Regions from separate parts of the Mus musculus genome. Here region 1 is linked to region 2. A link is a loop called in an ENCODE intact Hi-C map of the cell type or tissue named here. Cell type or tissue: gastrocnemius. All regions are shown on one strand. Each heading gives the region's core, and the rest is flanking DNA. Links, peaks and the distances in the headings are about the cores only.

Region 1 (16,074 bases), core at 5,089-13,088, 450 kb before region 2:
CATGATGCTGGTAGAGGATTTTAAGAAGGACGTTAATAACTCACTTAAAGAACTACAGGAGAACACGGCTAAACAGGTAGAAAGTCTTAAAGAGGAAGCACAAAAATCCCTTAAAGAACTACAGGAAACACTGCTAAACAGGTAGAAGTCCTTAAAGAAGAAACACAAAAATCCCTTAAAGAATTACAGGAAAACACAACCAAACAGGTGATAGAACAAAACCATCCAAGATCTAAAAATGGAAGTAGAAACAATAAAGAAACCCCAAAAGGAGACATCTCTGGAGATAGAAATCCTAGGAAAGAAATAAGGAACCATAGATGCGAGCATCAGCAACAGAATACAAGAGATGGAAGAGAGAATCTCAGGTGCAGAAGATTCCATAGAGAACATCGACACAACAGTCAAAGAAAATGCAAAATGCAAAAAGATCCTAACTCAAAACATTCAGGAAATCCAGGACACAATGAGAAGACTAAACCTACAGATAATAGTACTAGGTGAGAATGAAGATTTTCTACTTAAAGGGCCAGCAAATATCTTCAACAAAATTATAGAAAAGAACTTCCCTAACCTAAAGAAAGAGATGCCCATGAACATACAAGAAGCCTACAGAACTCCAAATAGACGGGACCAGAAAAGAAATTCCTCCCGACACATAATAATCAGAACAAACAAATGCACTAAATAAGGATAGAATATTAAAAGAAGTAAAGGAAAAATATCAAATAACATATAAAGGCAGGCCTATCAGAATTACACCAGACTTTCACCAGAGACTATGAAAGACAGAAGATCCTAGACAGATATTATATAGACCCTAAGAGAACACAAATGCCAGCCCAGGCCACTATACCCTGCAAAACTCTATTACCATAGATGGAGAAACCAAAGTATTCTTGACAAAACCAAATTCACACAATATCTTTCCATGAATCCAGCCCTTTATAAAGGATAATAAAGGAAAAACACCAATACAAGGACAGAAACTATGCCCTAGAAAAAGCAAGGAAGTAATCCTTCAACAAACCTAAAAGAAGACAGCAACAAGAACAGAATCCCAACTCTAACAACAAAAATAACAGGAAACAACGATTACTTTTCTTTAATCTCTTAATATCAATGGACTCAATTCTCCAATAAAAAGACATAGACTAACAGACTGGCTACACAAACAGGATCCAACATTTTGCTGCTTACAGGAAACCCACCTCAGGGAAAAAGACAGACCTACTACCTGAGAGTGAAAGGCTGGAAAACAATTTTCCAAGCAAATGGTCCGAAGAAACAAGCTGGAGTAGCCATTCTAATATCGAATAAAATTGATTTCCAACCCAAAGTTATCAAAAAAGACAAGGAGGGGCACTTCATACTCATCAAAGGTAAAATCTTCCAAGATGAACTCTCAATTCTGAATATCTATACTCCAAATGCAAGAGTAGCCACATTCATTAAAGAAACTTTAGTAAAGCTCAAAGCACATATTGCACCTCACACAACAATAGTGGGAGACTTCAACACCCACTCTCATCAATGGACAGATCCTGGAAACAGAAACTAAACAGAGACACATTGAAACTAACAGAAGTTATGAAAGAAATGGATTTAACAGATCTCTACAACCAAACCAGGAGCTGGTTCTTTGAGAAAAATCAACAAGATAGACAAACCCTTAGCCAGACTAACTATCAGGCACATGGAGAGTATCCTAATTAACAAAATCAGAAATGAAAAGGGAGACATAACAGAACACGAGGAAATCCAAAACATCATCAGATCCTACTACAAAAGGCTATACTCAACAAAACTGGAGAACCTGGATGAAATGGACAAATTTCTAGACAGATATCAAGCACCAAAGTTAAATCAGGATCAGATTAATGATCTAAACAGTCCCATATCCCCTAAAGAAATAGAAGTAGTCATTAATAGTCTCCCAACAAAAAAAAGCCCAGGACCAGATGGGTTTAGTGTAGAGTTCTTCAAAAAACATGTAATTCCAATTCTCCTCAAACTATTTCACAAAATAGAAACAGAAGGTACTCTACCCAATTCATTCTATGAAGCCACAATTACTCTGATACCAAAACCAAATAAAGACCCAACAAAAAAAGAGAACTTCAGACCAATTTCCCTCATGAATATCAATGCAAAAATACTCAATAAAATTCTCACTAACTTAATCTAAGAACACATCAAAACTATCATCCATTATGCTCAAGTAGGATTCATTCTAGGGATGTAGGGATGGTTTAATATATGGAAATCCATCAACGTAATCCACTATATAAGCAAACTCAAAGACAAAAACCACATGATCATCTCTTTAAGATGCTGAGAAAGCATTTGACAAAATCCAACACTCCTTCATGATAAAAGTCTTGGAAAGATCAGGAATTCAAGGCCCATACCTAAACATAATAAAAGCAATATACAGCAAACCAGTAGCCAACATCAAACTAAATGGAGAGAAACTTGAAGCAATCTGTACTGGCTGGTTTTGGGTGTCAACTTGACCCAGCTGGAGTTATCACAGAGAAAGTAGCTTCAGTTGAGGAAATGCCTCCATGAGATCCAGCTGTAAGGCATTTTCTCAATTAGTGATCAAGGAGGAAAGGCCCCTTGTGGGTCCAGGGGAGGCAAGCCAGTAAAGAACACCCCTCCATCTATGCATCAGCTCCTGCTTCCTGACCTGCTTGAGTTCCAGTCCTGACTTCCTTGGTGATGAACAGCAGTATGGAAGTGTAAGCCAAATAAACCCTTTCCTCCCCAATTTGCTTCTTGGTCATGATTGTTTGTGCAGGAATAGAAACCCTGACTAAGACACAATCCCACTAAAATCCAGGACTAGACAAGGCTGCCCACTTTCTCCCTACCTATTCAATATAGTACTTATAGAGGAGAAAGTGGGGAAAAGCCTTGAAGATATGGGCACAGGGGGAAAATTCCTGAACAGAACAACAATGGCTTGTGCTGTAAGATTGAGAATCGACAAATGGGACCTCATAAAATTGCAAAGTTTCTGTAAGGCAAAAGACACTGTCAATAAGACAAAAGGCCACCAAGAGATTGGGAAAGGATCTTTCTTTAGCAATCCTAAATCAGATAGGGGACAAATATCCAATATATATAAAGATGGACTCCAGAAAATCAAATAACCCTATTAAAAAATGGGGTACAGAGCTAAACAAAGAATTCTCACCTGAGGAATACGGAATGGCTGAGAAAGAAGCACCTGAAAAAATGTTCAACATCCTTAATCATCAGGGAAATGCAAATCAGAACAACCCTGAGATTCCACCTCACACCAGTCAGAATGGCTAAGATTAAAAATTCAGGTGACAGCAGATGCTGGTGAGGATGTGGAGAAAGAGGAACACTCCTCCATTGTTGGTGGGATTGCAAGGTGGTACAACCACTCTGGAAATCAGTCTAGTGGTTCCTCAGAAAACTGGACATAGTACGACAAGAAGATCCAGCAATACCTGTCCTGGGCCAGAAAATGTTCCAACTTGTAATAAGGACACATGCTCCACTATGTTCATAGCAGCATTATCTATAATTGCCAGAAGCTGGAAAGAACCCAGATGTCCCTCAACATAGGAATGGATACAGAAAATGTAGTACTTTTACACAATGGATTAGTACTCAGCAATTAAAAACAATGAATTTATGAAATTCTTAGGCAAGTGGATGGATCTGGAGGTTATCATTCTGAGTGAGGTAACCCAAACACAAAAGAACACACATGATATGCACTCACTGATAAGCGGATATTAGCCCAGAAACTTAAGACTACCAAGATACAACTTGCAAAACAAATGAAACTCAAGAAGAAGGAAGACCAATGAATGGATACTTTTTCCTTCTTAGAATGGGGAACAAAATACCCTATAGAAGGAGTTACAGAGACAAAGTTCGGAGTTGAGACAGAAGAAAGAACTATTCAGAGACTGCCCCACCCGGGGATCCATCCCATATACAACCACCAAACCCAGACACTATTGCATATGCCAGCAAAATTTTGCTAACAGGACCCTGATATAGCTATCTCTTTTGAGGCTATGCCAGTGCCTGGCAAATACAGAAGTGGATGCTCACAGTCATCTATAAGATAGAACACAGGGTCCCTAATGAAGTAGCTAGAGAAAGTATCCAAGGAGCTAAAGGGGTCTGCAACCCTATAGGAGGATCAACAATATGAACTAACCAGTAACACTCAGAGCTGTGTCTCTAGTTGCATATGCAGCAGAGGATGGCCTAGTTGGCCATCAATGGGAGGAGAGGCCCTTGGTCTTGTGAAGATCATATGCCCCAGTACAGGGAAATGCCAGGGCCAGGAAGTGGGAGTGGGTGGGTTGGGGATCGGGAGGTGGGGGGGGGGGGAGGGCATAGGGGATTTTGGGGATAGCATTTGAAATGTTAATGAAGAAAATATCTAAAAAACAAAACAAAAAACCCAAAAAACAAACAAAAAAAAAACACATAAAAATGCTATTACTCATAACTCAGCAATTTTATTCCCACAAGTCAAGACTAGAAAAAATAGTTTCAAAAAAAGAAATGGGCAAAGAATTCATGGAGAATACCTGTGCCTTTCATTCAGTTTTCTAGAAATTAAAGCTGTTCTTTGGGGGGGGGGGATGGGGTGTCTAATTTTAAAAAGTACATTTAAAGGGATGGAGAGATGGTTCAGTGATTAAGACCACTGACTGCTCTTCCAGAGGTCCTGAATTCAATTCTGAACAATTACATGGTGGCTCACAACCATCTGTAATGGGATCTGTAATGCCCTCTTCTGGTGTGTCTCAAGACAGCTACACCGTATTCATATACATAAAATTAATAAATAAATCTTTTTTAAAAAGTTCATTTAAGAGTAGTTTCTACCAATATAGTAATAATATAAGATATTACTTCAAGATCACCTCCCAAAAAACTAAAAACATAAAAAAACCTTTGGATATTCTTACCACAAAAAAAATGATAAATATTTCAGATTAGTAACACGTAAAATATTTAAAACTGAAGGGAGGATATAGTTCAGCAGCAGAACACACTAGCGCTCAGTCCAGAGATCCACACTTAATCCAAAGCACAAAAACAGAAAAGTATGGACTGCTTTGATGAAATATTTTGCATTATAAGAACAATAAGGAATAAATGTGGAGGTTGGGAATATAACTCAGTGCGATAGCACCCAACCATACATGAGGAAGAGAGAGAGAGGGAGAGAGGGAGGAAGGAAGGAGGAAAAAGTGGGGGAAAATCTTTGGAAAAAGAAGAGCAAACTTCTTACACTATGACGTGTGTGCAGGTGCGTCTGCACACACATACACACAAGATAGGTAAACAAATAGTTAAGAACCTGCTAACATCTTCATAAAATTTTGCATTCAGAGAGCAAACTCAAGGTCTGTCCCTTGGATCCTTACCACCATGGCTGTATCTCTTGACTCCTCCAGTCCTTCCTCTAAGTCACTCAAAGGCTCAAGGTCGAGGTCCTTCTCCTTTTCTTTTTCTATTATTTCTTTTACCTTTTTCCTCCTGTTTTTACCACTCCCATATACACCAATGTCAGTTCGTGGACTTAGCACCTGCAAAATTTTAAAAATATTAAAAAATAAACTAGTTCAAAAATTAAAACCCTTGAGAGTAAAAATAACCATTACTGGAACACTCTCCATGTCCACGGTTCCTATTCACTTAACTTTAATGTTTAAGAGGCAAGATCCTACTCTGTAGCCCTGTCTGTCCTATAATTTATGGTGCTCCTTCTCCCTCACCCACCACATCACAGGTATGTTATCTAATTAAAATTTCACAACTGTACACAGCAGTTACGAATTCCCAGATTTTATTGATAAGAAAAATGGACTCAGACAAGGGACAACTTGTCAAAGGACAAAAACTGAAATTCCAAAGTGTATCTATCCTCTTTGACTACTGTTAAAGATGTTCAACTGTTCAAGATAAAAAAGAATTAAATTTGTCTCTGAGGGATAAAATTCTTTAGCAGAGTCTGTTGACAGAAGTTTAAATATATGCTGGTTGCTTTTCATGGATACAGCATAGATTAATGAAATAAGAGTTTGCCTAAGACTCCAAGTTTGAATTTCACATCTGATACAAGCTAACAGAAATAAATTATAATGAAGGCTAAGTTAACTGAAAAGACCACTTCACTAATACCTCTACCAGGAGTGGTTTATCAACTGCTGTGAGAGTGCCAAAGCACACACATGAATTATTCCTCACCTGTAACAATGTATGGCTGGAATTCTTTTTAAGGAAGGTCCGCCCAGTACGTTCTCTCCAGGCCCGTGCTGCTGCTACCTGTGACTCCACTTGAGGCAAGGCATCAAGACGCACAGGGATAGGGCGTCCTTTAGCAGATAGGCTCTCAAGCTGTTCCAAGTAAGCATAGTTGTTGCCACTCTGGAAAAAAAAAGTAGATCCATACAATTTTAATTCTTTCATGGAGTCTGGCAAAATATTTGGAGGAACTTAGTTAATGCTTTTGTTTCTTTTTTTTTAAATTCAAAAAAGGGAATGGAACCTATCCTTTGTAGACTAGGCAGGTAGGAGTTCCACCAAGGGACACCCTCAGTATTCATGTTAATTTCTGTCTTAAAGTAATTAGGTCTTTTTAATAAATTTAAACTTCAAATTTTTTACAGAAAAGGTTAGTAAAAATTAATTTAATGTAGTTTATTTTTGAGACAGTGTAGGTGAGGTTGGCCTCATACTCACATATATCCACTTGCCTCTGCCGCCAAAGGAATTAACTTTTTTGTTTTGTTTTGTTTTTTCGAGACAGGGTTTCTCTGTATAGCCCTGCTGCCTGTCCTGGAACTCACTTTGTAGACCAGGCTGGCCTTGAACTCAGAAATCTGCCTGCCTCTGCCTCCCAAGTGCTGGGATTAAAGGCGTGCGCCACCATGCCCAGCTTGTTTTGTTTTTTAAAGATCTATCTATCTATTAATTTATTATGTATGCAATGTTCTTCCTGTATATATGCCTGCACACCAGAAGTAGGCATCAGATTCCATTTCAGATGGCTGTGAGCTAAAAACATGTGGTTGCTGGTAACTCAGAACCTTTAAAAGAGCAGTCAGTGCTCTTAACCACTGAGGCATCTCTCCAGTCCCGTGTTTTCTTTTTAAAGACATGGTTTCTTTGCATAGCCTTGATGGTCCTGGAATTAGCTCTGTAGACCATGCTGGCCTTGAACTCAGGGATTCACCTGCTTCTGCCTCCGAAGTGCTGGGACTAAGGATGTGTGCCACTATTACCCAGCAAGAAATTCATTTTTTTAAAAAGATTTATTTATTATATGTAAGTACACTGTAGCTGTCTTCAGACACTCCAGAAGAGGGCGTCAGATTTTGTTACGGATGGTTGTGAGCCACCATGTGGTTGCTGGGATTTGAACTCCAGACCTTCAGAAGAGCAGCCAGTGCTCTTAACTGCTAAGTCATCTCTCCAGCCCAAGTAATTCATTTTTTAATGAACAAATTACCAAAATTTTTCTTTTAATAATAAATAAGAGAACCAGTAAGATAAAAATACTTCAAAGGACAAGCTAAAGAACAGAAATATAAAAATGAAATTAGAAATGAAGAATGACCCAGCACTCGGGAGGCAGAGGCAGGCGGATTTCTGAGTTCGAGGCCAGCCTGGTCTACAGAATGAGTTCCAGGACAGTCAGAGCTACACAGAGAAACCCTGTCTCGAAAAACCATTTAAAAAAAAAAAAAAAAAAAAAGAATGAATTTGCTACTAAAACAAGTAAATATTTTTTAAAGATTTTATGAGACTGACTTGCCAATATGTATGTGTAGCATGTACAGCGCCTACAGAGGTCAGAGGTGTTAGATTCCCTGGAACTGGAGTTACAGATATTGTGAGTCGCCATGTGAGTGCTGGGAACTGAACCCAAGTCCTTCACAAAAGCAGTTAGTCCTCTTAACCTCTAAGCCATTGCTTCAGCCTTCATAAAGAATCACAGAGGACAACAGAAGAATCTTTTTTGCAGTGTAGAAATCTATTTTACCATTACAACCCCAAATTTAATTTCTATGGATATAAGATTAAAAGCAGTTCCTTAGACCGCATAGTCACTCCTGGGCAGTTACAGAATGAAAGCTATGAATGATTACTTCCCTCCAAAAGACATGTGGCTTCAGTATTTCCATGCTGTGAAATCACTTCTGTTTTCAGAACCATTCTACTACATTCTAGGAAAATGTTATTTCCCATGTAGTAACTGATATGGTTGCTTGAAATTTCATTTTGAAAGATACACTGACATGTCTTGGAAAATAAAGACAAATCTATGAATTTTTGCTGGTGTATGCATATAATCCCAGCACTCAGAAGATAGGAGGTAAACTCAGAGTTCAAGGCCCACTTTAGCTACACAGCTTGAAGGCAGTTTTAGGCTATATGAAACAGTGTTTTAAAAAAAATAGCCAACTAACTCTATCAATTCTTTACAATAATAATATAGAGACAGGGGACAAGAGAAATGGCTTGGTGGCTAAGAATTTTCTGCTCATGTATAAGACCCAGGCTCAGTTCCCAACACCCACATTACATCTCACTACAGCATGGAACTCCAGTTCCAGGAAATCCAAAACCCTCTGTTAGTTTTTCTGGGCTTGTGTATGAATGTGGTACATAAACATACATTCAGGCACAAATACAATTAAACAATGCTTTTAAATAATAATATATTGTGTTATTATGAAACACTAATGGCAAAAATCACTAAGGTAGCAGGATAAGAAGAGTTAGCTTAAAGAAACAAATAAAAACGCTCAGATATCAAAAAGGGCCAAGAAATAATATACTCATTCTTACTCCTTCTGGTGTCCAACTATGGTCCTTTGACCACGGATTATCTTCTGGGTAAAACTATAAGTCATGTGACCTGAAGAGCTGTCCTAGTAAAAGAATCTACTCACTCAGAGCCTTCAAGCCAGTATTTTACCAAAGGGAAGGACGGACAGACAGTTCTTAAAAATCATCAAGAAGGTAAGTTAGAAGTAGTGGTACATGACTTTAAGCCCAGTCCTGAGACAGCAGAAGCAGGCAGATCTCTGTGAATTGGAGGCCAGGCAGCTCTATGCAGTTAAGTCCAGGCCAGTTTCCAATGTGTAAGAAACTCATATTCATGAGCTCACTTAATTCTTTTCACACTCTCACAAGGCAAACAAAGCAGCTGCCATCTTTATTTCTATTTTACAGACAAGAAAACTATTTTATTTCTCAAAAAAGTAACTGAATGTAGTACAACTCTATTCTGAGTTTCAGACCAATCAGAGCTACACAGTGAGACCCTGTCTCAAAAAAACAACACCCCTCCCCCCAAAAAGAGTAAAAACTGTGAAATAATTTGTAGTCATAAAATTTATACCTGCCCCTTTCTCTGAAAAGTTGATTATCTAACTCTACAGCTTTCCTAATCAAAACTAGTTACCTTTAAATATTTACCTTTAAATATTCTGAATTTTAAGATCATAGGAAAGAATAGATGAACTATTACTTTATTATGCATATTCTAATGAAGTAAGGCTTATTAATTTATTTATAAGAACGTAATACCTGACAGGTAGGCTAATCTGAACGTTTCTTTACCTGAATAGCTTCCACTTTAGCTGTCCATTCACGAGCCTTTTGTAAGGCTTCTTTTAAGGACAACACATTGGGTAGAAAGGCTGGAATGTTCTTGGCTTCATTCACAATATTTTCTAAATTTGCCATACTGTGCCGAGGTCTAAATGAACAATAAAACAGTAAGATACTATGTAAAAGTCCAATTACTAAAAGAATTAAAATAGCATTTTCCAGTGTGTAAGAAACTCATATTCATGAGCTCACTTCTTTTCACACTCCCACAAGGCAAACAAAGCAGCTGCCATCTTTATTTCTATTTTACAGACAAGAAAACTATCTTATTTCTCATAAACTAATTGACAAACCTGATGTACTGACTCAGAATGAGTCTTCACTCCAGGTTCCTTTTACTACTTACTACTTAGTCCTAGACTACCTCTACTCTACCTCTCTAAAATACATGCAATGATCAGAGGTGGGCATGGCTAGCAACACATTTATGATGATCTTATTCTCATTCATCAAAATCCAAGAATCACACTGGTATTGGAACAAATTATTTTGGGCTCATAGCCACAGGCAATAGTAAGTAATTCTGCCTAGAGACTTAAAAGTGCTTTAACGAAGGCTCTAAAAAAGTACATTACCTAATGAAAGAAAGTGAAAAAAAAAAAAGTATGGACAAAATTTGTTTTTAAGCAGTCAGTTTCATCTTGAGACTGAAGACTTTACGGTAGGTGCAGGAATGATGGAGTGTGAGTGAGTGTGAACTAGGAGAGTGTGGGCAGTGACACATAAAGGATTCTGAGCCCCACACATCCACTATGTAAAGCAGTGGGAAGCTTCAGTCTTATCATCATGAATTGAATTCCATGTTAGGAGACATGGGAAAATTCAATGGCATTAGCTAAAACAACAAAACAAAACAAACAAACAAAAACCAGAAGGCATTTACCAAAGAAACTTGTTATTGATTAAAATATTATGAGTTAGGATACTGTGGTGATGTATGCCTTTAATGCCAGCACCTGATGGATCTCTGTGAGTTCAAGGCCTAGTCTACATAGAAAGTTCCAGGTCGGGCTAGAGAGATGGCTCAGCATTTAAGAGCACCGACTGCTCTTCCAGAGGTCCTGAGTTCAATTCCCAGCACCCACATGGTTGCTTACAACCATCTGTAATGGACATACATAAAATAAATAAATCTTTAAAAAAAAAAAAGTTCTAGGACAGTCAGAGCTACATGGCAAGACCCCCCCCCCACATCTTAAAAAAAGTTTTGCTATATAAATATATACAAAGATGGTAAATAAAGCCATGAAATTTCCAAGGAAACTTTATATAGAGTAAAAAGAAGAGGCTGTTATTTCCATAAAAAAGCCATCATTTAAGCAGCAAAGAAAAGGCAAATGGAAGATACAGTAATCAATGCTAAGAGATCAAATGTACTAAGATATGGTTCAGAAGGCTTGAAAGCTCAGTCAGTCAGAAATAGAAAATTACACTACCACCTTTTTTTCCTCTTTTTTTTTTTTGACTTTTTGATATAGAGTTTGTGTAGCCCTGGATATCCTGAAACTTCTTTTGTAGACCAGGCTGTCCTAGAATTCACAGAGATCTGCTTGCCTCTGCCTCTCGATTGCTGGGATTAAAGGCATGTGCCACCATCACCTGGCCAGACACCAGCACTTTTTATTTTATTTTCTTCAAGATATTAAGTATCTAAAATTCATTTATCTACCATTTTTTCCTCACTGAAATCTTAGCACTATAGAAATTGGGACCTTCTGGGTCTTGTTTACTACTATCCTCACAGAAATGTAGAAATAGTGTGATACGGAGCAGATACTCTGCAAACACCGCACTACAACACTCAAGGGAAATATATAATGATTATTATAGTTAAGCTAGTGGCAACATAGTTAAAAGACAGATAAAATCATATTGAGTCAAAATCATTACAGAGTTTAGTGACTTAATCAAAAATTGAGAAGCTTCAAAAATTACTAGTTTCTTATTCCAAAGTTATTTCCCTTTCCCCATTTAAAATGTTCCAATCTCCATGAACACAAAGAGATGATACATAGTTCTTTGAGTATTTAGGATATCAGAAGTTATAAATAAATATTGGTATGTATTCTACACAGCATTTACAAAGCAAAATATCCAGGCTACACAGAGGCCCCTTTTAACTAAGCAAAACTGTATGAAGTCACCTAAAGTTTTCCCTATCAAATGCTTCCAAGGGCGTTCTGCCTATGTGCACGTTTGGATCCTCTGGAACTGAAGTTACAGCCAGTTGTCAGCCACCACATGGGTGCTAAGAATCAAACCAGGGATCCTCTGATATGGAGCCATTGTTCTTAGCTGCTGAACTGGCAGTCTTCCCCTTTAATGAGCATTTTGTAACTCTGATTTTGCAATTGTATTGATAGCATGGACTTGAAACAATACTATTTCCCATCATTTCAGGGAATTACTTAACAACATCCTCTACACAACAGTCTGGACATATCTGAAACTCTCTACATGTAGCCACATTTGATTACTAGTCATTGGTCAAAAGGCACAAGACAAATAATGAAAGTTAATGAAATGGGCTTTATGTTCCTCCACCTCATCTACTCTTTTACTCAGGATGGGTGCTTTCTCTTGTATATTTGTCTATGTACCATGTGTGTGCCCGGAGTGATAGAGGCTAAAAGAGGGTATCAGATCCTCTAGGATTGAAGTTACAAATAGTTATGTGCCACTTGTGCTGAAACTTGAACCTTAGTACCTGGAAGAACTAGCAGTGCTCTAAACATTGAGCCATCTCTCTACCTACCCCTTCACTTAAGTTATTAAAGGGAAAAATATGTTTACCTTGCTTGCAGGCAGACCTTAGCCTTCTCTTCCCATCGTTCAGAGACTGTAAGGAGTTCCTGTAGTTCGGCCATTGCTTTTTCTACAGCATGGTGAGGTGCCAAGCCTACGCCAGAGTCAATCAATTTCTTCATGACATCCAAAGTGACTTGTTGTGGATCTGATAGAGTTAGCCTTACTTCATCCAGCCATCGAGCCTGCTGGAGCTCTTGCTTTAGTCGGGGCAATTCAGGTAGCTCCACATAGAGACTAGAGCCCATGTCTATTAACATTTGGAGTTTGGAAGAATCTGGGGTTTCATCCATCATGGCCTCCTGGGCACGTTCATGAAATTCTTCTACATCATCCAGCAGATTCTGAAAATGTAAAAAAAAAAAATGAAACATAAATAAGCAGCAGATTTTGTTTGACAATGTAGTATTTGCCTAGTATGTACAAGGCCTTGGGTTTGATCCCCAGTGTTACTACTAAAAAACTAAAAGAGGAAGTGCTAGAAATAGCTCAGGTATAGTGTCAATTCTATTCTCCTACAGTCTCACCAGAATAGCACAAGATATTCAGACATCTGAAAATCTTAGCATGTTACCTGCTAACTAATTTCTTTCTATAGTCCCCTTTAAAAGGATTTATTATTTACATACATGAGTGTTCTATCTACACGTGTATATGTGTACCACAGGTATGTGTGGGTGCCTTGTGTTCTGAGAGGGCAAAAGAGTTTTTCAGACCCCCTGGAGATGGAGTTAAGAATGGTCATAAGCAACCATGTAGGTGCTGGGAGCCATATCTGGGTCCTCAGGGAGAGCAAGCAGTACTCTTTACTGTTGAGCCACCTCTATAGCTTCCACCTCTTCAATTAAAATATGGTTAAATTGGGCTAGAGAGATGGCTCAGCGGTTAAGAGCACTGACTACTCTACCAGAGGACCTGAGTTCAATTCCCAGCAACCACATGGTGGCTCACAACCATCTGTAATGAGATCTGATGCCCTCTTCTGGTGTATCTAAAGACAGTAATAGTGTACTCATATATTAAAAATATATATATGGTTAGCCGGGCAGTGGTGGCGCATGCCTTTAATCCCAGCACTTGGGAGGCAGAGACAGGTGGATTTCTGAGTTCAAGGCCAGCCTGGTCTACGGAGTGAGTTCCAGGACAGCCAGGGCTATACAGAAAAACCCTGTTTCAGGAAAAAAAAATGGCTAAGTCAACAAAACATGTCTTCTTATGACAAGGAAAGTACAACTGATATATTCAATAAATATTAAATGCTGACTAATGTAGACACAGGCATTTCTATAGCATTTCCTTTGTTCTTCCCATTTTTCTTTCTTGAAGATGAGGGGAGAGGCCAAAGTCAAAAGACAACTTGTGGGAGGTGGTTCTCACCATAAGTTATGTAGGTATCAGGAATGGTACTCATTCGGTCTGGTGACGAGCACCTCTACCCACTGAGTCATCTTGATAGACCCCCATACATTCTAATTTAAATAGATAGTAGTAAATATCTAAATAAAACTGTGTCAATTAGTGTTACACATACTAAATATAAACCAGAACAACCTAACAGAATAGCCCAAGGTGAAAAAAGGTCTATTAGTTAGTAGTAGTAACCATATACAAGAGTGAACCAGAACTAAACAAAAGATTAGGGAGATGGCTCAGTAGATAAAATGCTTGCTGTATAAATGTGAGGATCCAGACAGAGATGGGGCAGGAATAGTGGCCTGCTTGTAATCCTAGGACTTGTAGCCACAGAAAGAGAAGTTCCAGAACAAGCTGGCTGGCTGGACTAGCTGAATAGGTGAGCTCCAGGTTCAGCAAGAACCCTTGCTCAGTAAATAAAGTTGAAAGAGACCCCACCTCATTAAATAGAGAATGGTTGAAAAAGACACCACTGGCCTTCACATACACATACACCTGTATTAATGTGTTTACATATGAACATACATATGTAAGTGCATGTATACCATACATGTGGGAGGAAGGAAGGAAAGATGGAAGGGAGAGGGCGATGGAGGGAGGGAGGGAAGAAGGAAGGGAGAGAGAAAAGAAGAGGAAAAGTAAAGATTAAATGAAGAGGTGGAGAGGTGGGATGGGAGTGTAGTAGAAAATGTTCAAGTCTGACAAACATTAATCACCGCCCCACTCTTTGTTTTGAGGCAGGTTTTCATGTATTTTAGGCTGACCTCAAACTCACTATGTAGCTAAATATGACCTTGAACTTCTAGTCCTCCTTCAGCACTGGAATTATAGATGTTTATTGCCATACTGATTTTTGTTTTTCATTAATCTGATATTGTAGATCAGGGTTTCTGAAACGCATTCTACTAAATGAACTACACACAGCCCCAGAGCCACTAAACACATGATTTTTAGAGTTGCCTGAGCTCAGTATGTTGCTACAAGTGAGTGAAGTACAAGCAACAAAACTAAGTAGGCAGAAGACAGATGAGATAACTCTTACAGACTACAGCAAGTTAAGATTTCATTTGAAGCCAGGCAGTGGTGACACATACCTTTAAATAAACCCAGCACTCAGGTAGCAGACAGATCTCTGAGTTAGAGGCCAGCCTGATCTACAGAGCAAGTTCCTGAACCCCTGGGACTATACAGAAAAACCCTGTTTTGAAAATAAAACAAAAGAAAACAAAAAAATGATTCCATCTGTAACTCTGGAGATCCACAAGAAAATTTTAATCATAGGAAAGGAGTCTAATTTGATTTATAAGATGGCCATTAACAGTAAAAAGGGAAAGAGAAAAACAGTTAGTAAGAGGTATTACAGGGACCAGAGAGATGGTTCAGCTGCTCAGGGCACTGACAAGCTGTTCTTCCAGAGGAAGATTTGTATCCCAACATACATAGGGAAACTTACAATCATCTCTAACTTCAGTTTCAGAGAATCAGATGTCCTCTTTTATTAGAATCCTTGGGCACTATGCATGCAAGTGTTCTACAGACAAATAAACAGACACCATACACATACCCCCCCCCACACACACAGCAAACTTTAAGTAACAGAAATAAGGTGTTTACTGGAAACAAGGAAACAAGTATATCGATTCATCAGAAGTCTTTTACCATTCTTTTTAGTCTGCCTACAGAAATAAAGAGTATCATCAGAACATAGGGTCTGTGGAAGGAAAAAAAAAGGAAAGGAAAAAATCTTAGAGCTAGAGATTTGAAAATCAACATGATATAGGTGATACTCATTGAAACCAGACAAATAAGAAGGTATCAGAAGAGGGCACACCTAAAGAAAGGGCTATATTCGTTGATATAGTCTAACACTTATTAGTCAAGCTAAGAACAATAATAAATTAATAAACTTTTTTAAAAGGGGAGAAAATGAAGAAAAGATACAAATTGTGTCATAAGCAGCCTTAGAAGAAAACTGTTCCTAAAATAGACAGCTAACAAGATGCAATAAAACAAGAATGTAACTGATACTAAGATATTACAAACTAAGATCTTATAAAGGCAGGTGCTTCCACTATCTGGCCACCTTTAAGATTTTTCTATGATCATTAAATAATAATAGTCCTAGAAATGTCAGAGCCCTGATTTTTAAGTGTCATGCATTAT
Region 2 (16,074 bases), core at 3,883-11,882:
AAAATATATAAAGAACTCAAGAAATTAGACTCCAGTAACCTAAAGTAACTCAATTAAAAATGGGTACAGAGCTAAACAGATTTCTCAATAGAGGAATCACAAATGGACAAGAAGCACTTAAAAAATGTTCAACATCCTTAGTCATCAGGGAAATCAAGACCCATATCTTAACATGGAAAAGTATTTTTTTGTTTGTTTGTTTTTATAAGCTCTTTAAGTTAGCCAAGTATGGAATTACTGCAATTCTGTCCAATACCTGATATCTTAGACTAAAAGAGGTGTGTGCCACCAGGGTGGCTTTTTTAATACTAGCACTCACAAGGATGGAGTATGGGTAGGGACAATTTAAACTAAAGACTTTCAGAAATGCTGCATGGAAACCTACTAATGTAGAAACTTTCTAAATCTACACAAACATACAAAGAAATTAAAAGGAGTTACCCTGTAGCTGAGGTGAGGTAAGGGGGAAAAACAGTTGTTCTCCTTGACACTATAAGGTATTTTAAAAAAAAAAAAAGCCCCAGTGGTAGGCATGCATTTCCTATCTTGGAGTTGGTTGTTAGTGGATCTCATAGGCTATTGTCATCTGGAAATAGTAAGATCATATTACTGAAGGTACTACATACTAGTACCTAGAACATGGAGAAAGCAAAGCCTCATAACAATCTAGAAGCTTCATCCCTACTAGCTCGGTTTTTTTTTTTAGTTATGGAAGGTGCAGCCACTAGTGGAAAAGAGTCATCACCAGGCTTCCCTCAGCTGTGAAGTTAGCTAAGATAAAGACTGGCCTGCCAAGATATGGCTACTGGTGCAACAGTGGCAGGATGTTATGGAGGTAACCATATCCCCCCCAATCCCTTTTGGCTTTTGTTTTGCTTTATTTTCCTAGGTAGGGTTACCTACATTGTGGAGCTTTGATTGTCCTGTAACTTAAATGTGTGGCCTCTTAATTCTGAGATCCACCTGCCTCTGCCTCCCAAGTTCTGGGAATAAAGGCTGTGTCATTATGTCCAGCATTCAAACACTTACTGATTGGATCTAAGGCCCACTTCCTAAGAGAGAACACATGCTTGTAACTGCAGTTTGTCCAAGAAGGACATAGGCCCTAGAGAAATACCTACTAATATTATTCAGCTAATGGGTATAATATTAAAATGACTCATAATGGTGTATCACTATACCCATATATTAATACATTTCACAACTTATTGGGGTGTTTTGGATAGAGCAGAGCAACTGCACATATGTACTTATAACAGTTGTGACAGCATGTACAAGACCTGGCTAAATAAACCAGACAAAATCCTAGTATGAATAGGGACAGTCTCTAAGAGGTTATTATATAGGATCCAGACAATGACTGTACACTCAAGTGTATACTGGCAATGCTAAGTGGACTCAAAGGGGTTTGTGTGTGCATGGATTTGTGGGAGAATGGATAGGCTAGGTGAAGGCACATATGCATACATGAAATTCTCAAACAGTTATGTGGACAAAGATATTTAGGGAGGAAAACACAAAAAAGTGATGTTAGTAGTCTTTCTCAGATTTAAACTTTCAAATTACCTTCATATGACTTGAGGATTTACTCTATTTCGCAGTCAGTTGCTGTAAAAAGTTACTCTTAGGAGCACAATTCTGTAAGTCACTGCTTGAAAGAATGCAACAGGTAATTAATGAGAATTAATCAAATTTGTGTCTCACTTCCATGTTTAACGACTTTGACACTAAATCATTTGATGTATAACCAGTGGGTGTCTGAAACTGTACTGAATCTTATAATACATTTCCTCTAGGACTTAATGTACCTTATTGTAAAAAGTTTCCAAGGAGGTTTCTTGAACAGGATCAAGACAAATATTAATATTTTCAGTCTACACTTGAAGAATTCAAACTACTGTGTTTTATTTAGTCTTGTGAAAGATTATGTATCTCTCTGTGATTCAGTTATCACTAGTTTTATTTCTGTTACAGAGACTGTAGAGATGGTTAGAATTTATGTATCAAACTCCCTCCCATCTATGTGTTTACAGATTTATATCACCACTTATACATGTTGCTATATCTCCCTGGATTCCTTTTGGGAGTGGATTAGGTTTGGGGGTTTGCTTTGAGACAGGTTGTACTATGTAGCCCTTAGGTGGCCCAGAACTCACTATGTTAATTAATCAGGCTGTCCTCAAACTTAAAGGAGTGTGCTACCATGCCCGGCACTTGGTTCTTAATCCATATCATTACTGAAATGGCAATAAATGCGAAGGCCTTCTTCTAACCTATCTCTCCAATAGTGCTGTTTTGACACTTTGCTGAAAGTTTTATTTTTGAAGTATTTGTTTGTTTTTGGAGACAGGGTTTCTGTACACATCCCTGAATATACTGGAACTCACTATGTAGACCAGGCTGGCCTTGAACTCATAGAGATCAGCCTGCCTCTGCCTCCATAGTGTTAGAATTAAAGGCATGTGATATCATATCCAGCCAAAGAATTTTTTATCAAATTAAAATTTTAAACTGTTACTGTACTGGATGGTTTTATGTCAACATGACACAACACAAAGTCATCTGAAAGGAAGGAACCTCAATTGAGAAAATGCCTCCATGCGATGGTTTTGTAGGTAAGGTTGTAGGATTTGATTTAGTGATTGTGTGTGTGTATGTGTGTGTGTGTGTGTGGGGGGGGTGTTTGTCAGTCCATTTTGTGTGGTGCCATCCCCGAGCCAAGCCATGAGGACCAAGCCAGTAAACACTGCGCATTAGCCCCTGCCTCCAGGTTCCTCACCGTTTGTGTTCCCGTCATGAGTTCCTTCCCTAATACTATGGAAATGTTAGCCGAATAAGCTTTTTCATTTCCAGATTCCTTTCCTCATGGTGTTTCATTTCAGCAATAAAAACCCTAACTAAGATACACTGTGATGTTAGTTTCAGATAGAGTAGTGCTGATGAGATTTCTTCTTAAATGTGAGTCTGATATTAATGTTCATTTTATGACTGGGGGTTTTTTTGGTTTGTTTTTGTTTTGAGACAGGGTCACAGGTAGCCCAAGGTGCCCTTGAACTCTGGTTTTGGATGGGGCAGGTTGTTCAAAGGATACTAACAGATTACTAGGCACTAGTGAGTTTATTAGAAAGAAGAGTTTGTTTTTGTTAAATCTGCATTTATTATAATCAGCAGGTCAGACACTTGTAACAATGCTTTAAAAAAAAAGAACAAGAAAAAAGTGAATTTGTCAAATTGCCAGGTAGGGGACTTGTAGGTAGATGCTAGACTGAAGCAAAAAGAAGAAAACTACTGGGCAGACAGTGGTCAGAAGTACTAGGGTCAAGTAGGGGGAAAGATGGCCTTGCTGACTAATTAAGCTGGTGCATCTATTTCATTTTGTTTCATTAGAAACATTATTAATTCCAAGAACCAACTGACAAAGGAGCCAATAGCATGGTAGAGACTCTGAGAAGTGTCTCTTTTCTGACACTTTAGGTGGAGGGGTTGTTTATAGTAAAATTCTGTAGCCAGACTCTTAAATTTCTAGGCTAGAGGCAGGGGAGTGTTTAAAGATAAGAATTAAAAAAATTAGGCTGCCGATAAAAAAGATAAAGATAAGAATGCAACATTTCCAGGGATTTCAACAAGTCTTCTAGCTGGGTTGGTAGTGGTGGGGTGTCATAGAAAACATCCCAGTAGGATGCCTATTAATAACTGAGAGGTTTGATTCTGATGTACTCCATTCTGACATGGCTCCAAGGATAACCTTGCAAGCCTGACCCTCCCGCCTCCATTTCAAAAGTGTTGGGCTTATAGACATATCACTGTTCCTGATTCTCATTTTTCTGTTTTATTTATGTAAAGTTGCTTCTTAGTTATTCTGGCATAATAGTAGCCCATAATTCTTAATATTAAGTATTTTAAAGAGTATTATATAATAGGATGTCTACCAAACTGTGTGAATTCATACCTATTCCTGGGTTCAGTGTCCAGAATAAAGGCTGAAGTAATCAATATGTTTTCAAGGTTGCACAAAAGATTTTCTAACCATTCAGAGCACCTGGATACCATTTAACTGTAAGATGTTATCGGCAGCCTAATTTTTTTCTGCTAAAAGACCTGCCATACTATTTGTTGTTTCTTGAGATTGCCACTTAATACCTCTGGTCCCTACACTGATCAGGTCTTACAGGTACATTGGAAAAAGGGCCAGGATATTAAAAAGGCAGCCTATTTAAAAGTCCAGCATTCTCCTCTCATTACTTCATTATTTCTATGGCTTTTTTTTCCCCCCCTGGATTTTAGGGAGTGAAGCCAGCCAGTTTTGACAAAGTAGCAATTCCTGAAGTAAAAGAAATTATTGAAGGATGTATCCGACAAAACAAAGATGAAAGGTAAGTTGCTTCTTTGACATGGTGTTATTTGAACAATGAGAGGTAAATTTAATACTTGTGTTTCATTTTTTCATTCATAGCAAGGACACTTTTAAAAATCAGATTATTTCTATTGAAGCTACTTAGATTTGACCACTGTAACTGTAAAAAAGTGGTTTAGTGATTTTTAAGTAAGCTAGAACCACCTTACAAGAGAGTTCTTATAGGATAATTTAGAAAGCTCTACAATAGTGTTTATTTTCCAATGAAGCAAACCTATTCCTTAATCTTTTTGTCATTAAAGTTTGAAAGGTAAAGTAAAATCTTGGCTATTGAAAATCAGCTCAGCTACACAGGCCTGGATTTTTTTTCTGTCATTATTCCAAGATTTAAAAAAGCAAAACATCAAAATTCCTATGAGTAAAAAGAGATTTTACTTAAGGCTTAAGAGGAGATCTGGTTTAGTCATTTGTACAAACAGAACTTTTCTGAGAAAAGTGTCAAGTATCTGTTAGGTGGTGTAGCTAATGGGTCAACTGTAGGCTTGGCAAAGAGCCATGATCTTTATTTGAAAATAATCTGCCTTTACCACACCCCCATACCAGCTTTAAAAGAAAAACTACACCATCCTATCCTAATTAATACAAATATAAATTGTAAATTGAGCATAACCTATCTCCTAAAATTTGGGCACCATTGGGTATATCAGACAAATTCAAGAATTCTGTATCTTCACCCTTGTAGGCTCATGTTCGTTTCAAAACTTTGTTATTTAGAAGAGCTTAACATCATGATCTTTAAGACTTTTCTCTGGATATTTAGTTTGAGTTTCTGTTTTGCTCTTTTAAGACTTTTTCACTGTAAACAAAGGGATATTTGTTTTGAGTCTTACAATGTTATTCTGTTTCTTTTATGGATGGAACGTTTTATTTGATTGCTGGTATTTTGTTTAAAAAAGAATGATTGTTATGCAACCAGCCTCTGACTTGCTAAATCCACAAGTGTTGATAAGGAATTGAAGGACTTTATTGTAGTGATAAAGGTGGCTGTTGTAGAAAGTACCAAACTAGAAATCAATAAATTTATGGTCTAGTTTTGATAATATAATTGATTATTGTAGAACTTTGAGAAAGACTATTAACCTTTTCTCAATCTTCATTTTACATTAGTCAATAAATGGTATTCCATTGCATAGTTATTGTTCAAGAGTCAGACAAGGCCATACATAATTTTGTCTTCTGAGCTTTTGTTTTGCTTGTTTTGCTATGCTTCTTTGGTATTTTGTATTACTTCCCATAATTATATCCTACTAATAAGATTAGATCATTTGATCTAAAATTTGTCCCTAAGGACAGTTATTAAAAAAACAGATTGTAATATGACTATATGCTGGAGATGTAGCTGTCTAGCACTTATAAGGTAATATATTCCATTGCCAGCACTCACTCACAGAAACAAACACACACACACACACACACACACTTCTATAACATTACTATTCATATGGATTAATGTTGAAAATTTCTATTGTAGATTTTCCCCTTAACTAAATAATAGTAAACACACATTTGAAAGTCATTCTTATGCCTCTAATATTCTGTAGTCTGAGGCCAGCCTGTGCAACATAGTGAGATACTACCTCAGAAAAAGAAAGAAAAATGTTTTTTCAAACTAATGACTTTTTTTAATTTTCTTTTTCTTTCTTTGAAAGATATTCCATCAAAGACCTTTTGAACCATGCCTTTTTCCAGGAGGAAACAGGGGTACGGGTAGAATTAGCAGAAGAAGATGATGGAGAAAAGATAGCTATTAAATTATGGCTGCGTATTGAAGATATTAAGAAATTAAAGGGAAAATACAAAGACAATGAAGCTATTGAGTTTTCCTTTGACTTGGAGAGGGATGTACCAGAAGATGTTGCTCAAGAAATGGTAAATTGGCCCTTAGATGATGTTGTAGATTTATGTTTACTGAAACTGATAGGCAAAAACAAAACAACTATTTTAATTAGTGATGTATGATATGTATGTCATTAATATGAAGTTGTGTTGTTCCCAAGTGTTTTGTCTTTGGATGTGGGGGAGGGGGTTCCTATAATTTCTCCTTAAGTTCTTTCTTTGTGCATTTTGATATTGTTTTGATAATCTGGTTTGATTTTTTTATTTGAGGGAAATAACATGGAGGTACAAGTGGATAAATTAGATATGAGACTGGGATGCATTCTGGAGTCCTATAAATGCTAATAGTTCCTCCTTTGGAATTGTTTCTAAATACTGGTTAGCCTTTGATCCATCCTGATAAATACTGTAGAGAGATATAGGATTATAAAGTATTTTTACTTCCGTGGCTAGAGAGATAGCAGTTACAGGTGTATACTGCTCTTTTAAAGATCCTTAGTTTAGTTTTCACTACCCACATCAAGCAGCTCACGTCTGCCTAAAATTCCAGCATCAGGGGATCAAATACTGGGCCTTCATCTGCACACACATGATTTAAATAATAAAAATAAGTATTATGAAAACTTTCTTGCTTTGAAGGGTGTTTTGAAGATCAAGTTACTAACCATGTATCCTTACTTTAAGTATGTGTAAAAGATCACAGTTCTAAAGGAAATCCTTAATCAAATCTAGATATGCCACAGTGCCTATAAAAAGACAATAAAGGTCAATTATTACACAGATAGACATAGAGTACCCTTACTAGGATTTAAAAAAATTATTCAATGTTTAAAAAAAAAAGGCCAAATGTGAAAAATATACTTAATTTAATGGTTGGTTGCTTGGTTTGCTTGGTTTTTATCCTTTAGTCCTTTACCCTGTTTCAACCTTCCCTCCTCCCCCATCTCATACCTCCTCTCTCTGTCTCTAAGAGGATGTCCTTAACCCCAACCCCCACCTTTCGAGACCACCCCACTCCCTAAGGCTTCAAGTTTCAAGGTTAGGTGCATCTTCTTTAACTGAGGCTAGACCAGACAGTCCTCTGCTGTATATATGTCAGTGAACCTCATATCAGCTGGTGTATGCTGCCTGGTTGGACGCTCAGTGTTTTAGAGATCTCAGGGGTCTAGGACAGTTGAGACTGCTGGTCTTCCCATGGAGTGGGGCCCACTCTGATTACCACAATTGTGGGGAAACTTAATGCAGACTAGTAATTTTACTATTTGAAGTAATTTTCCTTGGGGTACCTTTTTCTTCCTAATATACTCTTTTACTCTGTAGGTTGAGTCTGGTTATGTCTGTGAAGGTGATCACAAGACCATGGCTAAAGCTATCAAAGATAGGGTGTCCTTAATTAAGAGAAAACGAGAGCAGCGGCAGTTGGTTCGAGAAGAGCAAGAAAAAAGAAAACAAGAAGAGAGCAGTTTCAAACAGCAGAATGAACAACAAGCAAGCGTTTCCCAGGCAGGAATCCAGCAGCTCTCTGCTGCTAGCACTGGCATACCCACTGCTCCTGCCACCTCTGCTTCAGTTTCTACACAGGTAGAACCTGAAGAACCTGAGGCAGATCAACATCAACAGCTGCAATATCAGCAACCTAGTATATCTGTGTTGTGTAAGTATCTGGGGAAGTAAACAAATGTGCTATTATTTTCTTTATATGTTTCCATTCTTGTACCCATGATTAATAGAAGGGTAAAACACTGAGGAAATGTGGTTAGAATAGAAGAAAGTTTGAAAAACTTCCAGTATCTTGACATTTTGAGCTTTTAGTTGTCTGTTCTATCTAGTTCCTTAAAATTGAGAATAATCAAGAATGAACAAAGTTTGGGATTTATAATTGTAGCTGTTAATCTGTTTCAGCTCTTTTAGCAAAACTGCATAGCAGACCAAAAATTGATAAGACCAGTGCTCATTAATTGAAAATCAAGTACACATAGGTCTCCACAGGGTAAGACCTAGAAGTTGGATTCAATTAAAGACTTAAGTTTTGCTTGCTCTGCAGATGATAACATTCAGTGATAATCAGAGAAATATTTTTTAAGTACTCATTTAAGCTATTCTTTTTTTTTAATTTATTTCAGATTTGAATAAAGAAATAACCAATAATATTAATGTAATGACTCTAAATGTGAACAATTTCTTCCTCTTCCATTTCCCTCCCTCTTATGATTCATTTTTCCTTCAGCTGATGGAACCATTGATAGTGGTCAAGGATCATCCGTATTCACAGAATCCAGAGTGAGCAGCCAACAGACTGTTTCCTATGGTTCCCAACATGAGCAGGCACATTCTACTGGCACAGCACCAGGACATACAGTTTCTAGTATCCAAGCACAATCTCAGCCCCATGGGGTGTATCCACCCTCAAGTATGGTGAGTAAATGAATAAGAAAATTTAATACTAAAATAATAGCCAATAGGTAATCTGCTAAATTGAAATTATTTATGTCATTTAAGTAGCACTGTGAGTCTAAGAGAATATAAACAGTCTAGTCAGTCTCGATATCTATTGTTTTTACTTGGGGGGGTGTTTAAATAGTGAAACGCTTAAAAATTTATTAGTACCAAACATGTACAGACTTTTCTTGTTATTCCCTACCAATATGACATGGCTTCTGAATTACATTGGGTACTATAAGTATATAATCTAGAGACGATATGCAAATACTATAATCTATATAAAGTACTTAGCCAGCTGCAGATTTTGATATCTGTAGGGGTAATTTGAAACCAGTTCAGTGCAGAGACTGAGGCTAATGGTATTTCTAAACAAGTCAGTTTATAAGAGCATAACTGGAGTAGATCAAACTGGGTAAAATACACAATTAAAAGTGAAAATCAGCTGAACTTCCTACAGAAAGCAGCTTTGTGAATATTAAGACTCCTAGGAATTAAAACTTTTCACGGTGGCTTAAACTAGATATACCAAATGATTTGTGGGTGGAACATTGGTTTGGTTTTTTGTTTTTTTAATATTTTTAAAAGCTTACTTACTAAAGACATTTTAAGATTTTTCTTTTGTATAAAAACCAGGTAAGACCTTCAAACTATTATAGAATGTTGCATGTGAATATTATAGAGTAAAGGAATCCTTTATTGTATGACCTCTGACTAATTTATTGCTTGTATTTAGTTGATCATCAGTTGCTATGCGTGTTCCTTTCCCAGTATATGTTCATTTGCTTTTTCCCTTTATTTGGTATTTATTTCATTACCAGTTTATTTTCAGAGTCAGCTTATAGAAGTAATTTCTTGGAATAGTTTATGTTTGTGTACATGATGTGTATGCACATTGTCCATTTTCAATAGTGAATGTTAAAGTAAATGAATCATAAAATATTCTCATTTCTTTTGCTGACTCTCTTTGTGAGGTCTTTGGAGGAAAAAAGCTAGATCGTATACTTCAGAAGGAACTAGATGATAATTGTTTACTCTATCACTTGTTTAGAACAATCTTTACGCAAACCAATTTTCCTCCCTCCTCAGAAGGCTTTAATCTGAACTTTGAAGAATTCCTATCTTTATTAAATGAATCTTTTTTTTCCAGGAAGATGCTTTTTGCTTATAAAAGATGTTTATTTTGGAGTCCATTGATTGATCAGTCCTGCTTTGGACATAGGCCCCAAGATTAATGGACACATTAATACAAAGAAAACTACTACTAATATATATATTAACCTCTTTTAACAGTCTGTTCTTTAGGCTTAATGTGGTAAATAATCTTGGGTAATTTATTTCTGAATATTGACAATCTCCCTTTGCTTAACAGTTATTTTCAACCTCTTGGGACTTCCCCCACCACAGGGTTATGTATGTTTCTAAAAGACAAACAGGATTGATCATTTATGTAGATATTAAATGCTTAAGCCATTAACATAGTTGTATTTATTTGCTGCTCTAAAATCATACTTTCTAGATTTTTGATGACAGTATTCTAATAGAGTAGTTATAAAGAATTACAAGTCTTTATAATAAAATATTTTATAATTCTATTGTCTCATTTCAAGAACTAACTATGTCTTACAATAATGGATAAACTGTAAGAGAAAGTTTAAAAATAAGAAAGGCAGGTAAAAAATTGGAACCAAAATGAACTAAATTATGATACATACTTACAGGCTCCAAGTTTGGCTGAAAGTATTTTTTGCAGTCAGTTTTGAAAAAGAAATAGGCCATAAACTTGCTCCAGACAACCCGTAACTGTGTTAAACTCTTTGTCTTAAGCTACTTCAAATTTTGTAGGTCTAAACTGAATTTTTTATTTTGAGGGTGGTAATGATTCTTAGAGATTTAAATAGAAGGCATTTCCCCCAACTGGCTCCTTTATAACGGTATAAAATATTTCTGATACCCATTTGTGAATTTTTTTTCTTCTGATCACTGACTTTTTAACCTTTGTACAGAACATGGCAAGTATAATAAAGTAGTGTAAGCAAACAACTTTTTATGCTGCCTTCTAAAATAGATGCATTTATTTCCCTCACATGGCCTGAGCTCTTGCAAATAATGTAACCTTAATCTCCCAAATCTCGTACTCTAATAGAATTTATTCTTACTTAATTTTAGTAAGTTTTTAGTTAACTGTTTTTGTGTGGTATTGTTAGTAATTCTTTTTAAATTAGTGGACTTAATATTAATAACTTAGCAGTTAGTATTATGTCAAAATATTCAAGATCTTTTTGATTGTTTATAAGAAAACCTGCACAAACCCAGCAGAACAGGGAGAATAGTTACAATATACCAGGTGTGCTTTGTAGAATTATGTCTTACACTTTTTTCCTTTTTTTTTTTTTTTTTTTTTTTTTTTGGTAGAATTGGGGAAGGTAGAACATTTCTTTATGTTAACTATACCCTATTATCACTGTACATTTGGTTATTTTGTTTTCAAAGTACTGTGTTTTTCATGTGTGTTTGTTTTCTGTTTAGCCTCGTCGTGGCCGTAGCATGTCGGTTTGTGTTCCCCATCTTTCTGCTGTTCCCTCTCTATCCCGCATCTCTCCCAGTGCTCCTTCCACCCCACCACCAGTGCTGTCTGCACCTCTTTGTCCTTCCCTCCTTCGGACTGCCCCTGAGGAAACTTTTGCCGAAAAACTCTCTAAAGCATTGGAGAGTGTCCTGCCTATGCACTCTGCCTCCCAGCGCAAGCACCGACGCTCCAGCCTGCCTTCCCTCTTTGTCACTACTGTATGTAACTGTAAACTTCCTGAAAAGTGAAAAACCATTAACCAATGAATACATCCGGGCATGGAGAATATGCTTAAAGCGCAAAGCTAAACTATTAGCAAATGTTGTGCTTTTAAGATAACTATTCCTGTAGGAAACATTTTGTAATAAGATGTTAAATGGGAATAAAAAGCAAAGAGGCAATGAAAGAGAATGCTTATAATGTCATTAGCACATATTAGTAGAGTTTTTATTATACTTTCTTATCTTCTATTGATAAGAGTTTTCATTTTCATATCTTAGCAAAAAGTATGTATAGTACTTTACTAAACTCATTAGCCTAATCAAAAGTAGAGTCTACCAAACATTGACCAACTGTGTTTTCTCCTCAATTTATTCTTAAGGAATATAACTGAGTCCTTTGTTTTTTAAACTAGTCAAGTGAGGAGTAAAAGTTGATTTTAATTTAGTCATTTGTGTAAAATGAAATGTCAGGAAACCAAAAGGCTATTTCCTCTCTGGGAAGCACTTTTTTGTTCACCTCTTAGATTACATAAAATGGGGCATAGACATTAGACACATATATAACATATAATTTTCCTTGTGTCCATTAGTGTCTATGAAAGATAAAACCTCTCAAATTACATTAATTGCTATAAGGCCTTGTTTGCTGCTTTTCCAAACAAGAGAATATTCTGAACTAATGACACCAGATTTTTACTTAGGAAAATGGTTAACTGTACTGTGTTTTATGGCTTCAGGACACAAGTTGAATAATAAAATATAAGCATTCTGATTTGGTGGAGGATACTTTAGCAGGTTGAAGAAATGGCTCCATAACTTAAATACTTGCTGCATAAGCATGGAGACCTAAATGTAGATTCTCAGATCCCATGTAAAGCCTGGTGCACTAGTGACTACCCATAATCTCCAGATGGGAGATGGTAATAGACTCTCCAGAATCTCATGTGCCCTGTAGTCTGTTGTATACATAAGCAACAAACACCTGTCTCTAACAAGTTGGACAGTGATGTCCAACACTTGAGGTTATCCTCTGACCTCAACACCTGTTTTTGTGTTATTAAGGATTGAACCTGGACCCTTACATATGCTCACCAAAGACTTTAGGAGTCCAGTACATGGTAGAAATTTATTTATATTGCATTTGGCAAGCTAGGATTCTAAGCTCAGTCTTAAATTCAGTAAACAAAATGTGCCATAAAATCAGGTTTACCTCCTATTTGCTTGGTTTGTCAGAGTTAGAAAACTCATGGTGTTCAACAATGATCAGAAGAATGACTTAGCGTCTGTAACTTGTTTTATAGTGAAACTATTAATTGTAGTTTTAAACACAGAAGGGAACAACAAGTCATATATCTTCTTCTTTGTTTTTTAAGGTAGTCTCACTATATAATTGCTTGGGCCTTGTACTCTAAAATCCCCCTGCCTCAGCCTCTCGAGTGCTAACATTACTATAAGTATGTACTACTGTACTTGGCTTATCTTATACCATATAGCAAAAACCTCTTCTGATTTATACTATTATAAATTTCTTCTGATCATCTACTGTTAGTTGATGAAAAATAACTGAAGCCTCTAACAGACTGATGTCATAGCATTATGAACAGTAGCTTAAATTGAAGTATATTTTAAATTATAAAAATTATAAGGTTATTTATTATCCTTTAATATTCTAACTTTACCTATTTCCATTGACAAATATTTTAAGAATAAACACATTTATTATAGGTAAAATAGAATAATTACTTGGGAAATTTTAATTCATGCCTTTGCTTTGACAGAGCAAGTTTGTGGGAAAGCAACTGGGGTGGTTTTTTTTTTTTTTTTTCATTCAAGGAAGTGCCACAGATTAACTTTATTGGCCCTGGATGTATTTAATGGATTTTTGCTATAAATTCCAAAAGCATTGTTATTTATTAAAATTTTCGTGTGGCCACTTCATGGGGTTACACAGAACTATCCAGCTGTGCATGTCTGATGTAATTTTACATATTGAATGTATGAATTACTTGTCTTATTCATGTTGATACAGCCTCAGTCCATGGCGCATCCGTGTGGGGGGACCCCAACATACCCAGAATCACAGATATTTTTCCCAACTATTCATGAACGTCCAGTTTCTTTTTCACCACCTCCCACCTGTCCACCGAAAGTAGCCATTTCCCAACGACGTAAGAGCACCTCCTTCCTGGAAGCCCAAACTCGCCACTTCCAACCCCTGCTGAGGACTGTTGGCCAAAATCATCTTCCACCTGGTAGCAGCCCAACTAACTGGACACCAGAGGCCATAGTTATGTTGGGTGCTACAGCCAATAGAGTAAATAGAGAGCTATGTGAGATGCAGGTCCAACCTGTGTTTGAGCCAACCCAGATTTACAGTGACTATAGACCTGGACTAGTACTGGCAGAAGAAGCTCACTATTTTATTCCTCAGGAAACAGTATATCTAGCTGGGGTGCATTACCAGGCCCAGGTGGCAGGACAGTATGAGGGCATTTCATACAACTCACCAGTACTGTCAAGTCCTATGAAACAGATATCTGAACAGAAGCCAGTGCCGGGGGGCCCTGCCTCAAGTTCTGTCTTTGAATTTCCTTCTGGACAGGCTTTCCTGGTAGGACACCTTCAGAATTTAAGATTAGATTCTGGACCAAGTCCAGCATCACCCCTCTCTAGTATTTCTGCGCCTAACAGTACAGATGCTACACATCTGAAATTTCACCCTGTCTTTGTACCTCATTCTGCACCAGCTGTGTTAACTAATAGCAATGAGAACAGAAGCAACTGTGTATTTGAATTTCATGCTCAAACACCAAGTTCTTCAGGAGAAGGAGGTGGGATTTTACCTCAACGTGTTTACCGAAATCGGCAGGTTGCAGTGGACTCAAATCAGGAAGAACTGTCTCCTCAGTCAGTTGGATTACATTGCCACCTGCAGCCTGTTACTGAAGAACAGCGTAATAACCATGCCCCCGAATTGACCATTTCTGTGGTAGAACCTATGGGACAAATCTGGCCAATAGGAAGCCCAGAATATTCCAGTGATTCCTCTCAAATTACTTCTTCAGATCTCAGTGATTTTCAATCACCTCCCCCTACAGGGGGGACAGCTGCACCTTTTGGCTCTGACGTCTCATTGCCCTTTATTCGCCTGCCTCAGACAGTGTTACAAGAATCCCCACTATTCTTCTGTTTCCCCCAAGGAACCACATCTCAGCAGGTCTTATCTGCTTCATATTCTTCAGGAGGATCTACACTCCATCCACAGGTTATAGGAAAACTTTCACAATTCTTTTAAACTACCCTATTATACACCAGTGCATTTAAATTCTCTATCTCATTTACCTGAATCATGGATTTATAAGGAATGTTGTTTATTTTCCTAGTAGGATTTCTTTTGTGGTTATAAATACTTGTAGTAAAAAATGAACTATAAAGCAGAAAATACCTGGTTTGCCTGTGATTTTAATTGTCAGAATCAATGACTAATCTCTTTGGAATTTTGTGGTAGTAATGAAAATGCATTTGTCTGTCAGTCTTGATTATAGTAAAATGATTTAGTGTATAATTCATTTTTCTAAATAAGTTTTTAAAGATTAAAAAACTAACCATAAAGCAAAATGGGAAGTAATGAAAACTTTTTTTGGTGTCATATTAAGAAACACATAGCTTTTCATTATAAGAACTTAAAACGTATTGTGGGAGTTTAGTTTAACAAATGAAAGTGCCATTTTGAGATGATATCAGTCAAGTCACTATATTAAAGATAAAAATAAAACATTAAATTAAAATTAAGGACTATTGTCTAATTTTAATGACTATTAGAGCCTATTGTATAATGATTTTATTAGGTTTTCATGCGTTTATGGTAACTAGTTACAATGTTAGGAACAGTGGATCTTTCAGGCCCTGTTCCCAATACATTTAAAACTTTAATCACACAGGGGAGCATATATACTCATGAACATTTACACAAGAACATTTACTCAAGTCAGCAGTGACTAGTTCATATCAGTTATTTAGAGTAGTGTTAATGAACAAAAGGACCCTGAAATTTAAACAGCGTGGACATGTTTTATGCTTGCATTATCCTCTAAGCTTTGCAAAAGAAAAATGTTTTTAAAGAAAATAGATAATTAAAGTTTTAGTGGGTACATCCATGTAAACTTCAAAGAATCTAGGCTACATTGGAATGAAGCAATAAATGTAGTCTTTTCATTTCCTTAACATGTTTATATACATAGTATATATGAGTTAATTTTCCTAACATATATTCTTACCCCCTATTCTTACTTAATTTGACTTTTTAATTGGAATACACTGTTCAGTTTTTCAGAGCCCACATGGTTGACATTCTGGGTTGGTTAGTCTGGTCATTATAGAGATTTTTTTTTTTTTTTTTTTAGTAGCAGCCATTTCCCCTAGTTAACAATCATAATGACTCCAGATATTTCTATGTTACCTGAACAACTATTATATGCCTGTTGAGGAGTTGTTTTTTAACAGACCTTGTACCTCTTTCATCAGAGTTACTATGACACTACAAGAAACAGCAAGAGAGAACCAAATTAACATATTTGAATGTAGTTTTCTTTAAT

What was found. A loop is a pair of places that touch in the nucleus more often than their neighbours do. Peaks named below come from ENCODE experiments on the same cell type or tissue, not always from the same donor. Only the 100,000 strongest peaks of a DNase experiment are listed, where the experiment ranks them.
Region 1: a loop joins it to region 2, with 2.4 times the contacts of the local background. A loop is called at or near these places in 4 of 42 quality-filtered maps.

Annotation. Positions count from the first base shown.
Region 1 is chr6:120,408,923-120,424,996 of GRCm38, reverse strand. It overlaps Kdm5a (lysine (K)-specific demethylase 5A), which reads right to left. Exons shown (of 28, transcript NM_145997.2): 19 at 12,487-12,842; 20 at 9,643-9,781; 21 at 6,259-6,438; 22 at 5,436-5,597. Among named protein-coding and RNA genes, the nearest start is that of Gm24592, 36 kb to the right of the region's middle. In gastrocnemius, for the core only: no CTCF peak of the experiment used is centred there; no DNase peak of the experiment used is centred there.
Region 2 is chr6:119,961,067-119,977,140 of GRCm38, reverse strand. Wnk1 (WNK lysine deficient protein kinase 1) reads left to right here. Exons shown (of 28, transcript NM_001199084.1): 5 at 4,285-4,373; 6 at 6,064-6,283; 7 at 7,571-7,904; 8 at 8,478-8,665; 9 at 13,509-14,744. Among named protein-coding and RNA genes, the nearest start is that of Mir706, 65 kb to the left of the region's middle. In gastrocnemius, for the core only: no CTCF peak of the experiment used is centred there; a DNase peak (open chromatin) is centred at 8,584.